2 separate regions of the Homo sapiens genome follow, and region 1 is linked to region 2. Evidence: read pairs that join two places in POLR2A ChIA-PET (ENCODE). Cell type or tissue: MCF 10A. All regions are shown on one strand. Region 1 has its middle 7.5 kb from the start of TMEM92. Region 2 overlaps XYLT2 (xylosyltransferase 2).

Evidence for each region. ChIA-PET counts read pairs that join two places held together with the same protein. Peaks named below come from ENCODE experiments on the same cell type or tissue, not always from the same donor. Only the 100,000 strongest peaks of a DNase experiment are listed, where the experiment ranks them.
Region 1: POLR2A ChIA-PET joins it to region 2 with 5 read pairs; 3 of 35 experiments call an interaction of 5 or more read pairs at or near these places.

Annotation. Positions count from the first base shown.
Region 1 is chr17:50,265,746-50,268,245 of GRCh38, forward strand. No RefSeq gene overlaps it. Among named protein-coding and RNA genes, the nearest start is that of TMEM92, 7.5 kb to the right of the region's middle. In MCF 10A, no CTCF peak of the experiment used is centred here; a DNase peak (open chromatin) is centred at 1,106.
Region 2 is chr17:50,357,882-50,360,381 of GRCh38, forward strand. It overlaps XYLT2 (xylosyltransferase 2), which reads left to right. Exons shown (of 11, transcript NM_022167.4): 10 at 326-659; 11 at 2,088-2,500. The coding sequence ends at 2,410. Among named protein-coding and RNA genes, the nearest start is that of XYLT2, 13 kb to the left of the region's middle. In MCF 10A, no CTCF peak of the experiment used is centred here; no DNase peak of the experiment used is centred here.

The DNA of each region.
Region 1 (2,500 bases), 92 kb before region 2:
CCTTCTGCATCCAAAGGCACATGTAACTTGGCATAAACAAACACCCTTTCCCCATCACAGCCCATCACTACACAGTCGCTGTACCCACAGTCCTTCTCTATCACACAGATGGTATAGAACATGCTCCTGCACTCTGCCACACCCAACATACACATCATCCAGCACCCAGCTCACAAACGCAGCATACACACACCAGACACACAATGCTCACCCAACACAGCTCCTTCTCCACCCGCATAACCTCCACTCCAGCAGCAAGGTCACATTTGCTTGCATGCGTGCACACACGCACACGTGCGCACACACACACACAGTCCTCTGAACCAATACACTCTCCTCCCAGTGCCACACTTGAAAGTGGGCCCAAGTAGGGGCCACCATTTTAGTCCTGGGCTTCTCCCTGCCCCTCCCACTCTCCGTCCTCCCTGCCACTCTCGGTCCTCCTCCCACTTCCTCTGCCCGCCTTCCACTTTCTCCCTTTCTCTCTCTCCTAGCTGAGCCCCTGGCCCTGAGGTCTCTTTCCCAGCACATGGTGGGACACTTGAGGGCCACACATATGGGCAGCTCCCAGCAGCTATTAAATACCACTTCGCCCACCTCTGGGGTTTTGAGGGGCTGCAAATTCCGGAGGACAGGAGGCAGCAGCTGGCAGCTGCTCAGGGCCTCAGATCCCCCTGCTCACCATTCCCCCATGCACCGCCCACCCCTCCTCATTCCGGGCTGAGTCATCCCCACATCTGGAACCTCTGCACATCTGGAAGAGCTGAAGCCTGTGCAAGCAGCTCCACGTAGACACCCCCTCCCCCCTGCTCCATCTCATCCCCATCCCTGCTGGCAGTTGGGGTCCAGCATCCCCCACCTGGAGCAGGACCTCGGTTACCTAGCAGCAGGCACTGCTGGGCCAGCCTTGGGGACCAGGATTGCCCACAGGTCTCTCCCCAGTAGCAGTAACAGTGGCGTCTTGGTGCCCACCGCAGTAAGCAGGCAGGGCAGTGCTAGCCTTGGAGGAGGCCAGGCCCAAGGCTGGGGGAGGCAGGAGAGCCAGGCAGGGAGGAGGTAGTGGTTTGGCCCAGCAGGCAGAGGGAGTTTATCCTGGCACTGGGCCCTGAAGCCAAACATCCTCCACGAACCTCGCAGACACATCAAAGCCCGCAGGGAAGGGGCCCTTCCGTAGAGGAAACCTACAGTCCTGGAGGCCTGACAACCTGACTCCGGGCACAGGACCACCCTGTCCCACTCAGCAACCCAGGCTCAGGTCGGGCACAGCTGCCTGGAGTGGACAGGCAGAAAAGGACATTTCTACCCAGGGGCCCTGCCGCCTCACCCCACTCGTTCAGTGCTGCCACAGAATGAGGTTTTGCCCCCATGAGGGGGCAGAGTTGGCACCAGATTTAGCTTTAGCCCCTAGTACAGGGGTCCCTCCCAAACTGCCCCCCTCCCACCCTCCAGGCAGGGAAGGCTGATGGGGAGGGGCTCACTTTGTCTGTGCGCCACCCTTTCAGCCCCAGCCTGGAAGAGAAGTCGTGCTCAGTTGTGGGGGGATCCAGCTTCCTCCCCCAGGCTCTGATGTTCTGCAGAAGACCCCTCCACATGGACAAGAGGGAAATGGAGAGGGCAGGGGGGTTAGGGGTTGGGAGAAAAACCAAGCTTCAAAAAGTAGAAGCTGAAGTGGAATCAGAAGGCGAGAACTGGGCTGCAAGCCACAGGGCCTCTCTCTGGGGGGACAGCTGGGGCCGGAGGAGGAAGAGGGGTTGTGAGGCGCTAACAAGGGAGAGAGGAGGTGCTAACAGGGCCACTGGGGTGCGGGGATCCTGAAGCCAGCCCCCTAAAGGTTGGCCCGGAGATAAGGAAGCCAGGCACTGGCGGTGGGGTAAGGGGTGTGAGTGGGAGCTGCCAATCAACACAGGAGGCTGGGATGCTCTGCATACACACATGTGCACGTAATGTACATACATGTGCACATGCAGCTCCCACACAACCAAAGCCAAGTCTGTCCTCAGCTGGGAACCAGATGATGTGGCTGCTTAGAGGCACTATGATTTGAGGAAGAATGTGATCTCTGCCAGCCTGAATCCCTCACCCACTGCTCACACTCATTCTCTGCCTTTACAGCTTCAGGCTGGGCCTGCGCCCCACTCTAGTCTAAGCCCCAGACCATGGAAGGGCTCCCCTTCCCATGGTTGTCCTGAATCCGCAGTTCCTTTGGATCTGAAAAGTTCTTTTAGGTCTAACTACAACCCCAGTAACATTTGGGTCAGAAACAAAGGAATCCACAAGCAGGGTGCAGCAGAACCCTCTTTTCAGGAGCCAACAAGAACAGAGCTAGAAATCGAGGATACCAAATTCCTTTCTTCCGTCTGGCTACAGGATCCGGTCTCAGACAGTAGACTGAAGGAGGGGGCCCCAGAGGAAGGAGGCCAGGCATGGGGGCTCTCAAGACCCTCACGCTAGTCTTAGCTCAGTCTCTCCTGCCCAAGCCTTCATGGCTCTGCTCCATCTG
Region 2 (2,500 bases):
TCCTCATAGTCTCTTTCTCAGAGGCTTTGGCTTCATGTGGGAATGGTCTCTGGGCAGGACTTTGAACCTCATCCCTGCCGTATTGTCCCCAATAAGGGGGACTGACCTCCACTGCCTAGCAGTCAGAATGGAAGCCTAGAACGAATCTCAGAGCTGGGAGAGATATTAAAGGTCTCCTAGTCTGACCCCTTCATTTTGCAGATGGGGAAACTGAGGCCCAGAAAGAGACAGTGACTGGCCTGAGATTACACAGTGAGAGGCAGCTTCAGAGGAGGGAGAAGGACCTTTCCCCCACACTCCTGCCCAGCTGCCTCTCTCTCTACAGGTTGGCACTGATTGGGACCCCAAAGAGCGTCTTTTCCGGAACTTTGGGGGGTTACTGGGGCCGCTGGACGAGCCTGTGGCCGTGCAGCGCTGGGCCCGGGGCCCCAACCTCACAGCCACAGTGGTCTGGATCGACCCAACCTATGTGGTGGCCACATCTTATGACATCACAGTAGATACGGAGACTGAGGTCACGCAATACAAGCCCCCACTGAGCCGGCCCCTGCGGCCAGGGCCCTGGACTGTTCGACTCCTTCAGTTCTGGGAACCGCTGGGTGAGACCCGCTTCCTTGTGCTGCCCTTGACCTTCAACCGCAAACTACCTCTCAGGAAAGGTAAGCGTGCAGTTCTCAAATGAGGCCCAGAAGCCAGACAGAATAGGACTCGCCAGAGAGGTGACCTCAAGAAGCCAACCATCAGAGCTGACTCCCATCCCTAGAGTCAGGGAAGCATGGAAGGGCTGGGGCCTTCATCTTCTTTCCTGTAGCATGCAGGGTCCTGCACTGCAGTGTGGTGGAAAAGGGAGCTTTACAGTCATGCACACTTGGTTTGGAACATAACTCTCACAAGTTCATTGGCTTTTTGTCCTTGGAAGTTACCTGGCCTTCCTGGGCCTCAGTCTTAGCACGTGAAGCTGGAATAGTACACCTATCAGGGACCTCCTGGTTCATGCAACACAAATCCACTCAACCTAGCTTGAGTTAAAAAGGGGAGAAGACTGGAAGAATGCAGAGGTCTCCTTCACAAAGCTAGGAAATGTCTCAGGCCTCACTGTGAACCAGAGGTGCTTTCTCCATCTCTCTGGGGCTATCTTGTTCCTCATCCTGTCCTGTCTCTATGCATTGGCCTCAGGCTCTGGCTCCCCATCCATGGCCTCTCAGTGCAACAGACACTGACCAGAGACTTTTAGTCCCCAGGTTTCACATTCTTGGGACAGCAAATCTGATTGGCTATCCCAGTCCACTGTCTGGCCAGGTGGGCAGGGTCATGTGGCTCTCTGCCCATTTGGCTGAGGCTAAGGGAGCAGGCTCTGAACAGAGACACAGGCTGGGCAAATTTCCTGCAAGGGAGGGCCTAGTATAAGTAACTCCCCCTGGGAGCTATGAGGGATGAGCCTCTGGAGGGAAAGTGGCCGGTATGCAGGAGGTGATCAATTGGTAGGTGTTTCCTTCCCCCACCACGTCCTATCACAAGAAGGTGGTTAAGAGGTGGGGTACCCTAGAGGAGGAGGGGGTGCTGGTGGGGCTGCAGCAGATCCAGGGCAGGCAAGCTGTGTCCCCCGCACACCTGGACCTCCCAGTCAAGGGAAGAATGGCAACAATGCACAGCAGGTAGGGACAGGGGCTGCGCCTCAAGGACAAAGTCAGAGGAGGTGCTCTAAGCCAAGGGGACAAAGCTGGCCATTGTCTGTGCATGAAGAGCTGAAGTGCCCGAGTACAGGCTTCTGAGGGCTCTAGGAGCCACCAATGATGGTCAAGAAAGGGTATGGGACACAAACCAGACTGTTCCCTTTTCTAAAGTGCCTTGAACCCACTGCTTTACTGCATCCTAAAGTTGGGAATCTAAGGCTTACTGCCTTGATTTTATAAAACTCAGTTTTATAGGCACAGAAAGTCCCTTGGATTAGCCCAAGGTCATTCAGCAAGCTGTGACTCAGAAGTAGGGCTGTGACAGGAACTGGGGTACCCAGACCCAACTCCTGGGTCTGGCCTCCACGGAGTCTGTTGCAGGGGGTGTGCTTACTGCCTGCTCTGCACCCACAGATGATGCCAGCTGGCTGCACGCAGGGCCACCCCACAACGAGTACATGGAGCAGAGTTTCCAGGGCCTGAGTAGCATCCTGAACCTGCCTCAGCCGGAGCTCGCGGAGGAGGCTGCCCAGCGGCACACACAGCTCACAGGCCCTGCGCTCGAGGCCTGGACAGACAGGGAACTGAGCAGCTTCTGGTCCGTGGCTGGACTGTGTGCCATAGGCCCCTCTCCCTGCCCCTCCCTGGAGCCCTGCAGACTGACCAGCTGGAGCTCTCTGTCCCCCGACCCCAAATCAGAGCTGGGGCCTGTCAAAGCAGACGGGCGACTCAGGTAGCAGGGCCCCAGCCAGTACCCGTGGAGGACCCGGGAAATTGCACCTTACAGACAGTGGAGGGGTGTCCCCTCCCACAGGCAAGAACCAGAG